2 separate regions of the Homo sapiens genome follow, and region 1 is linked to region 2. A link is a loop called in an ENCODE intact Hi-C map of the cell type or tissue named here. Cell type or tissue: IMR-90. All regions are shown on one strand.

Region 1 (5,000 bases), 200 kb after region 2:
AACTGCTGCGAGAGCACAGGGCCCTAAGCCGAGGATGAGGACCAGTGAGGCCTCTAAAGCAAAGATAGGAGATTTGAGCCCCTAGGTTTGACCGTGCGGAAGGAAGCAGTAAGATCAGGTGGAATAACTGACTTTGGCAGGTCCTGGAGGGAAAGGCCTTTGAAGGAAGGAATAAAGGATGTATGGGATTGTTGAGCACCAGTACGCTAGGCAGTATACTAGGTATGTTTAAACATCTCATATAACTCTTACAACAGCTTTGTGAAATTATCCCCTTTTAAACATTGAGACTCAGAGAGGTTTAGCAATTTGCCCAAGGTCACAAAGCTGATGAAAAACATAATCATAAAATGTTTTTCAAATTTTATTTGGGAAAAAGTACTAAGGAGCAGCAGAAGAAAGAATAGATATTTGTTAATAAGTTGCATTAAGGTGCCTGCCGAGCATAGGGTTTTGCAGTGGTACAAGCTCAGTAAATGTGATGATTAAATAAGTGGATGAGGACAGTTTAACTGGCCATGAGATTGCTGCAGGAACTGATTTCCACAGAATCCCCAGATTTCAGGGTGTGGCTTCCTTCACTGGCAGTCCCACTGTCATGATGCCTTGGGGTGGCTCTGGACCTAATTGAGGCCTCTGGGTGTGGTTTTTGACAGGGCTTTCTCTGGGGATCTAGGGGGACCCTTCTGCGGATGGAGTGTCCCAAGACCACCCTACCTGCTACCGAATACTCGAAGGAGAGAAAGGAGAGACAGGATCACTTTTAGGAAGCACGATCCACACTGTCCTTGTGACCCTCTGACTACATGCACCGGTGGACAATGGTCCACAGATAGCACTCAGGACACTTTTGCCCAAGAGTGCCTCTGCATGAGGAGGAGGAGGACAGGAAAGGTGCAGAGCCAAGGAAGGCTCACTGGGAGTCTGTTAGGGGGAGCGCAAAGGGTCTGCGCCAGACATAGTGTTGCCTCCTCATCTCGCCCCCTCGTTGTTTTCATTCTAGCTGAATCCCAAGAGTTCAACTTTGAGCTCCAAGGATGGATTCTGGTTTCTTGTCCAAAAACGGAGTGGTGAGAGGGCCAAGCAATGATATTCATTAGAGCCATTCTGGAAGGGTTTTCCTGCTCCCCTTCCCTGCTTTCTTCCACACAGTCAAACCTAGTTAAATCCTCCTTGAACAGAAGTGGCTTCCTTTGGCTCCTGGAATTACATAGTGAGGAGAGAGACCAAGCTAGTGGGAAAACAGAACAACATAGTTTACCAGTTGTTAGATTTTTTTTCTTTTAACTCAGTGATGCTACCTTGCGCGCAACTCAGTGGAGTAAAGCCCGACAAAGGTTTTTGTTGGTTAGGACCTCCCCATTGTAAAGTTGTTTATAATCCCCCTTTCAGTTCAAACCCATCTGATCAGCTTAACAGATCAGAATAAATAGGTAGGCATATATTTAAAGAAAGTCAGAAGGACCAAACCTGAAGATATGATCTTTGTTCCAGATCATTGATTTGTCATTGAGGTTTTATTCCTAAATTGGTCTTTTGTTGAGGGTGCTTATTATCACACCCACTCATGACCCTGGAAAAATCACTAAATGGATCCAGGCTCTCCCCTAATCTTGGACCTTGGATATCAGCTTCCCCATGTCCAGCATTGGGTAAAATTAAGATTTCAAAAATCCTAAGAATACAGCCTAACTCTCCCTAGTCACAGCATGAGTCTGCAAATCAAATCATTCCAGAATGTGCACGAAAGATGTCACCAGGTGGCCTTAACCTTCTCAAAAATGCTCTCTCCAAAGGGAAATAAAAGGGGAGAGAACGGCTCACCCAGTTTCATTTGAGCTTACCCAAATGTGTCTGGATTTTACTGTCTGGATTTCTCAACCTTTGATCTTTCACATATTCTCCAATCTTCTAACATTGTCTTCTTCTAACATTTGCCATTCCTTTCCTTCAACATGGATAGTAAGACCTCCCCAGGCCCATTTCCCCGACTCCTTGCAATTTTTTCCACTACACCTGTTCCTAAGTGAATCACATTCATGCAAATAGTTTCCCTTCTCTTTAGCTACAGAATCTATTATCTTTTAGTCCCACACGCTTCTCTCCAGCAGTGCTGCTTGGCTTCTGCTATCTTCATGTCCCAAATTGATTTATTCATTTCTGATGGGAATATCATTATCCACTCCACCCCTCAATCTTAATGACCAAATTCTGACAGGAATTGCTTGCCAGCTTTGGACCAAGAAACCAAGACCATCAGTGTCCAGCTGAAGACATGATTATTTTTTCCATTAGCACATCCCCCTCCATTCTCCCCACTCTTCCAGCAATCCCCTCAGAGACTCACTTACATTTACTAAGTGCTACTTACTTGCCAGGCACTATGCTAGATAAATATGAGAGTTTCTTGCCCTTGAGGAGTTCACATAGAATCAGTCTGCATTTCTCTAATCATTCACTATAAAGAGTAGGAAAAGTAAGGGGGAAATTATGGCATTACAGAATATCCACAGGAACCAATATAGAGTATGCCTTTTCCCAAGCATCACTGAAACTCAGCTGCTGTGCTATGCCTCCTCTGGCAGCCACATTCAGCCCTCCTGCCAGTGCCCTGCCAAAATTACTTTTGCCCATATACTCTGAGTGTAAACTGACCACATTTTTGCCTTCCTTATGATAGTAATGACAGAACCTTTTATTTAGATAGCATGTTACAGTTTATGAAGCCCTTTTAGATATATGTTGGCTGTTTGGTTTTGAGAAATGCTTCATCTTACTGGGGTCCTCTCACTGAAGCAGAGCTGTGTGGGCTAATTGGCTCTCTCTCTTTTTGTATGTTTGTTTTTTTGAGGCTTAGGAGTCTCCCAGAGGGAAAGCCCCAGTGATTCACTACAGTCACCACCTACGAGCTCTTAGGTTGCGAAGGAGTTTCCTGTTGGGTCCTAAGGCCAAACAATGCACTCACTGGTCAGCGCTGGAACTTATCAGGGCAGTCCCTCTTCCTGGCCTCAGCAAATCCAATTCTCTGGGATTTTCTTCCTCCTTGAAACTCAAATACATATTCTAACAAATATTTTAAGCATACTATCTCAAACCAGTTCTTTGGGCTGATGCTAATTCTTATGTGAAGACACGTTTCCTTGCCTATTTCTATCTAGCCCCCAGGCTGGCTTCATACCATCTAAGTCATGATGGAGTCCCCATATAGCTCCATGCCTTGGCATGTGCTGTTACCTCTTCCTGGAATGCTTTTTTTTTTTTTCCTTATCCACTGATGTAACTCCTACTCATATTCAAAATTTAGCTCAAGCAACACCTTTTTTTTTTCAATCCTACACTTATGCCCCCTGCACACGCACATACTCACTGCATTCTCACAGGCTGAATGAGCTTCCATTTGTTCATTCTACCATCAGTTATTAAGCACCTGATTTGTGCCTGACGCATAGTAGGCTGTACTCGGCGAAAGTTTGCAGAATCAACAGAGAAGTAAATGGTGATAATTAAGGTGTAATAATTGCATTACATGGGGCTGAATCTGTGTTTCAGGGAACCAGAGCAGAAAACAGGGAGTGCCTCTCCATCTTGCTGAAAAGCTCTGCTTGCTAAGTGCAGTCTCACCAGCCAATCACTGATGGTGTGATGTTCCTTAACTGTTGCTCTGCCTCTGTGGGAAGTCAGCACTGTGGCTTTTAATGAAGACTCAGGCCCTAAGAGGCTAAGCTCATGCCATAATTTTGCTCTCATCTATATTAGAACTTTGTGAGCTTTCAGTAAATATTAAACAGCAGCAGGATGCCTTGTAGTCTTGAGCTGAGGCCAGAAAGACAGTTTTTCTGTCTAGCCTTTCTGTTCCTTGGAAACCCCAGAAAAGCCCCATGTAGTTGTGACTGTCTCATCCTGAATAAACAGGCTGAATGAAGAGAGGTGGGGAGGTACCAGGTAGACCTTTCAGGGTCTACAAACATGAATACTAAAATTAGTTTCTAGGCTACTGCCAGGTGACAAAATGTCTGAGTAGGAACAGGCTCCAAGAGCACTGTAGTGAGGCACTGGAATTTCCTAAAGCAACAGCCAGTCACTGGAGAACAATCGGACCCCTCGGGGCTTGGATTTCCTCAAAGACCCGCACGAGAACTCTTTTTGATGGTTTTTTTTTTTTTTTTTTTGCTTAAAATCTTGAGGTTGATGCTGATGTTCACAGTAAGCTCAGAGTCTGTGCTATGCATTCAGCGTTTGTTTTGTTTTTTTACAGACCCTGGTTGTGTTGATTTTCCACACTCTTGCAGCTGGTCACCTTCTGTGTTAGGCATATGGCTTTTCCTAAGGCTCTCAGCCCTTTGGGCACATGCTTCCAGGAGCCAATTGTTGACCACCTTGAAATTTTTCACTTGTATGTGCAGATACTGCTCGTGCTAAATTTCAAACCCAGGACAAAGGAAGTGCATTTTCACACTTTCTACTTGTGTCCTTAAGGCAACTGCCCTCCTGTGGGCCTCACCATAGTCCACAGGACACAGCATAAATGCAGGGGACTGTTGACTTTGGTAATACTGGCTTCTCTTTTCTTACCATTGTGATTGTAGAAACCGGCTAAATTGCAGAATTTCTTAACTCTCCTCTGTAGTCAGAGAGAAATCATCCTCGTGTTCTCATCCCTGCTAGCCCTGACTCACTGTCCAGGTGCCACCTCTTGGGAAGTAGAGTAGATGTGATGATGTGAGCTGGTGACTGCATAGTTTCTAGAATTGAGTTTTGGAGATTTGGTCTCATTAGTCTCTGGCCAATTTGATAAAGAGAAAAGACACTATGATCTTAAATAAATTGTTTATGTTGCCCAGTCATCTCTGCATCATTCATTCAACAAAGATTTAAGAGGCTAAAACCCTTAATGCTTAATGGAGATGATCAAACCTGTATACAAAAGACACTTTAATTCACATGCTCTGTGGAAGTCAGTAAGAACCATCTCTACTTTTCTCCCTCCTGATCTCAGTGAA
Region 2 (5,000 bases):
TGGCAGACTGTTCCTCTGGCTGGAAGTATAGGCAGCAGGGATTGCTTTCCCTGCTGTGCAGGACCCAAGTCACAGCTGATCCTGGTCCCAGGTTCCATGCACCTGGGATTGCGGCATTCAGCAACCCTTGTGGGCTTGACATAATGAAGATGGAGCCACAGTGCTGGGGAGGTGCAGTGGCTACTGGCCCCCAGAGCAGGGTACACTTCAGAGGTGGCTTTTGTCTCAAGATGGCATCACGCTGCAGCAGCTTGGCTCACAGGGGATTGGCGGGGGATAGGCAGTACACATCTTGCTCTTCTAATGCAGGGCAATGTAGCTGTGTGAATATTAGGCAGCTCTCTATACTGGGCTCAGGACTTGTGAGGACTGTGGGATTCTCCTGTAGTAAGGACTGTGGGTGTTTGCAGTGGCAGCAGGCACTGGGGAGGATCTTCTGCTTACCTTTTCCCCTCAAAGGGAAGTCCTACCTGATTCTAGGCTAACCCAATCTGGCGAGGGAGGTGGGGCTTCAGAGGCTGGGTGCCTCCTCACTGCTCCCGTCACCACAGGCGCATCTCCACTCCCCCACTGCACTCCACCGCTCTCCCCTCAATACTGCAGTCAAATCTTAGCTGTTTATTCATTGCCTTGTTCCTTTTTGTAGTGGACACAAATGCCAGGTGTTTCTAATCAGCCATCTTGCTGCTGTCACTGAGCTGCCCTGTAAGTATTATTAGGCCTAAAACATGCTGCCTTGATATCTTAGAACCTTAAAGGACTCCAAAGGCCTAACCATGAGTTCACCAGCTCTGCCCAGTTATGTTCACCCCCACTCACTAGTTTCTCTATCAGCTGGACCAGCTGTACCCAATCCATAGAATTGTTCAAACAAGCCAATCACATCCTCCCTGAGGCACCAACACCTCATCATGTTATTATAAAACCTGCCTCCTATGGCCCTTGTTTTTTCCCTCTTTTCCTGAGTGCAACCTCATGCGGCCCTGCATAGTGTGCGGAGTCCTCCTTCTGTGAGTGGTGAATGTACATGTGAGTAGTAAAATGCTGTCAATCTCTTCTGTCCAGTGTTGGGTGTAGGGTGTTCAGCCATCCCCAGAATCCTAAAGTGGGACCCTCTTCCTCGCCAATAAGTTGAAAAAGAGGTGAGCAGAGCACCATATTACCTATCCAAACAGCTCCGGCTCCCTGCAGCTGCTGCTGCCCTCTATGTGGCTGTAACAGTTCTATCACCCGTTAGCCTGACCTCTTGCCCCCAGCAGAATCACCATGTTCTGCAAATCCTGCACCTGCTCCTGCCGGTGCACTACTTACCTCACAGATAACCTACAGCCACTGCCCTCCCACCAAATCATTAAAACCATCTGCTGCAAACTCCTCTCCAGCAACTTGCCTGGCCTTTGTTCCTCTGCCTCAGAGCTCAGCCAAGGGCTGAGCCAAAAATAGTCTCATGTCTTTTTGCAGGGTAGGCCTTTAGCATAGGTTTATTTACTGGTTTGGGACTCATTGATGAAGGGTGCTTGTGCGGACAGGACAGTGGGATCAGTGTCTTCCTGAACAAGGGCGCATTCATGTAATGATCACAGCTAAGCCTGGCATTTCTCACGATGTGGGCATGGATCATCACATTTGCCCTTACTGCCTCGTGGTTGAGAGCGAACAGCAAACGACGGGGATGAAGTACACGAAAAGCCTCTGTGGACGCTGGAGGGCTGCACAACTATCAAGGATTCTTCTTCATTTGTTTCTAGAAAACTTGCTTTAAGCCAGACTCTGCTTTCATTATAATGCTGCAGAGCCACAATGATTGCAATAGAATTTCTTCAAGGAACTGTTCATGGCTACCAATTCATACGTACCCATGAGTCCTATCGCCTTGTAAAGAAAAATGTGACTGACATGCCACTGGTGTGAGACTTGTCTCTCCACATAAGCCTTATGAAAGAGCTTCGCTGTGTCTCATACTCAGAAAATACTAGTGAACATCTCAAATATACCAAGGTGCCGGGGACAGAGGTGCATAGTTGCTGCGACTCAGCGGCAACACTTTTACAGGTGAGCACCTTTGTTAATGCCCAAGAGCTAGAATTTCCAAGAAGTTGGGCAGGAAGCCCCAGAGTAGTGTCAGGCAGCAAAACCACCGGAGCTCACACAGCCGGTTACCGCCCGGTGCAGAAGCGTGGCGAGTAGCGGTAGACGGCAGCCAGAGACACTAGAGGGCAGCACGCCCCCACCCAATACTCCTAGTCCTGCGACGTCTCGGCCCCGCCAGGGGTCCTGGGCCAAACGCGGGGGCTCACGCCTGAAAGCCTAACACTTTGTGAGGCCGAGGTGGGAGACTTGATTCAGCCCAGAAGGTCAAGACCAGCCTGGGCAACATGGCGAAAACTGGTCTTTACAAAAATTACAAAAATCAGCCGGGTGTAGTGGCGAGCGCCTGTAGTCCCAGCTACACGGGAGGCTGAGGTGGGAGGATTGCTTCAGCCCAGGAGGTAGAGGCTGCAGTGAGCCGTGATCGCGCCACTGCACTCTAGCCTGGGTGACAGAGTGAAACTCCGTGTCAAAAAAAAAAAAAAGTAATCTGCTCCAGTGCTTCTCAATCCTGCCCTTACATCAGAATCTCTGGGAGGCTTGTTAAAAACAGGACTAGCTGTAGAATATGTGGTGCTTGTAAAATGAAAATGTAGGCCTTTTGTTCAAAAAGTAGGGAAAAAATGCCATTAAGAGTATTAAAATATAATTCTTTTCCCTTTTTGCTTTGGTCTCTCTCCTCTCTCAACTTCTGGTGTTTTTTGTTATTTAATGTTGTTCTAAATAAAGGAAAATTGAAACTTTAAATAATCGGCATGAATTTTACTATTCATCTTTATATTGCACATTGTCAGTTTTTTTTAATAGATGGGGTATGATTTATTCATTCATCCAACAAATTTTGAGCCCTTCTGTATGCCAGACACTATTCTTGATACTAGGAGTACAGAAAAGAACATACTGATATAGAGCTTACATTAAAGAAAGAGAGCAGATGATAAATAAATGGATAAATACCGTAGTGTCAGGGAGTGATAAATGCTATGAAGAAAGATGAAGTACCTTCTCAAATCTCTGAGACTTGGTAAGGGGAAAAAGATGTAGAACATATATGGGACACTTACTAGAATTTTTTAAAGACTTTGTGGTTGGTTGCTATTAGAGACTGGTGGTCAGGGTATGGCATGGTAGAGAGAGAGCCCTACTCATACTCTTTTGTGCTGTTTGATTTTTTTAAATTTTATTATTATTATACGTTAAGTTTTAGGGTACATGTGCACAATGTGCAGGTTAGTTACATATGTATACATGTGCCATGCTGGTGTGCTGCACCCATTAACTCGTCATTTAGCATTAGGTATATCTCCTAATGCTATCCCTCCCCACTCCCCCTACCCCACAACAGTCCTCAGAGTGTGATGCTCCCCTTCCTGTGTCCATGTGTTCTCATTGCTCAATTCCCACCTATGAGTGAGAATATGCGGTGTTTGGTTTTTTGTTCTTGCGATAGTTTACTGAGAATGGTGATTTCCAATTTCATCCATGTCCCTACAAAGGACATGAACTCATCATTTTTTATGGCTGCATAGTATTCCATGGTGTATATGTGCCACATTTTCTTAATCCAGTCTATCATTGTTGGACATTTGGGTTGGTTCCGAGTCTTTGCTATTGTGAATAGTGCTGCAATAAACATACGTGTGCATGTGTCTTTATAGCAGCATGATTTATAGTCATTTGGGTATATACCCAGTAATGGGATGGCTGGGTCAAATGGTATTTCCAGTTCTAGATCCCTGAGGAATCACCACACTGACTTCCACAATGATTGAACTAGTTTACAGTCCCACCAACAGTGTAAAAGTGTTCCTATTTCTCCACATCCTCTCCAGCACCTGTTGTTTCCTGACTTTTTAATGATTGCCATTCTAACTGGTGTGAGATGGTAGCTCATTGTGGTTTTGATTTGCATTTCTCTGATGGTCAGTGATGGTGAGCATTTTTTCATGTGTTTTTTGGCTGCATAAATGTCTTCTTTTGAGAAGTGTCTGTTCATGTCATTTGCCCACTTTTTGATGGGGTTGTTTGTTTTTTTCTTGTAAATTTGTTTGAGTTCATTGTAGATTCTGGATATTAGCCCTTTGTCAGATGAGTAGGTTGCAAAAATTTTCTCCCATTTTGTAGGTTGCCTGTTCACTCTGATGGTAGTTTCTTTTGCTGTGCAGAAGCTCTTTAGTTTAATTAGATCCCATTTGTCGATTTTGGCTTTTGTTGCCATTGCTTTTGGTGTTTTAGACATGAAGACATTGCCCATGCCTATGTCTTGAATGGTATTGCCTAGGTTTTCTTCTAGGGTTTTTATGGTTTTAGGTCTAACGTTTAAGTCTTTAATCCATCTCGAATTAATTTTGGTATAAGGTGTAAGGAAGGGATCCAGTTTCAGCTTTCTACATATGGCTAGCCAGTTTTCCTAGCACCATTTATTAAATAGGGAATCCTTTCCCCATTGCTTGTTTTTCTCAGGTTTGTCAAAGATCAGATAGTTGTAGATATGTGGCATTATTTCTGAGGGCTCTGTTCTGTTCCATTGATCTATATCTCTGTTTTGGTACCAGTACCATGCTGTTTTGGTTACTGTAGCCTTGTAGTATAGTTTGAAGTCAGGTAGCATGATGCCTCCAGCTTTGTTCTTTTGGCTTAGGATTGACTTGGTGATGCGGGCTCTTTTTTGGTTCCATATGAACTTTAAAGTAGTTTTTTCCAATTCTGTGAAGAAAGTCATTGGTAGCTTGATGGGGATGGCATTGAATCTATGAATTACCTTGGGAAGTATGGCCATTTTCATGACATTGATTCTTCCTACCCATGAGCATGGAATGTTCTTCCATTTGTTTGTATCCTCTTTTATTTCATTGAGCAGTGGTTGTAGTTCTCCCTGAAGAGGTCCTTCACATCCCTTGTAAGTTAGATTC

The links. A loop is a pair of places that touch in the nucleus more often than their neighbours do. Peaks named below come from ENCODE experiments on the same cell type or tissue, not always from the same donor. Only the 100,000 strongest peaks of a DNase experiment are listed, where the experiment ranks them.
Region 1: a loop joins it to region 2, with 2.1 times the contacts of the local background. A loop is called at or near these places in 1 of 110 quality-filtered maps.

What each region holds. Positions count from the first base shown.
Region 1 is chr9:34,959,109-34,964,108 of GRCh38, forward strand. All of the region lies in intron 1 of PHF24 (PHD finger protein 24), which reads left to right. Among named protein-coding and RNA genes, the nearest start is that of PHF24, 3.3 kb to the left of the region's middle. In IMR-90, no CTCF peak of the experiment used is centred here; a DNase peak (open chromatin) is centred at 2,923; H3K27me3 peaks cover 3,003 bases.
Region 2 is chr9:34,758,433-34,763,432 of GRCh38, forward strand. It overlaps a transcript of PHF24 not described here. Among named protein-coding and RNA genes, the nearest start is that of SPATA31F1, 31 kb to the left of the region's middle. In IMR-90, a CTCF peak has its summit at 2,225 (motif pointing right); no DNase peak of the experiment used is centred here; H3K27me3 peaks cover 1,659 bases.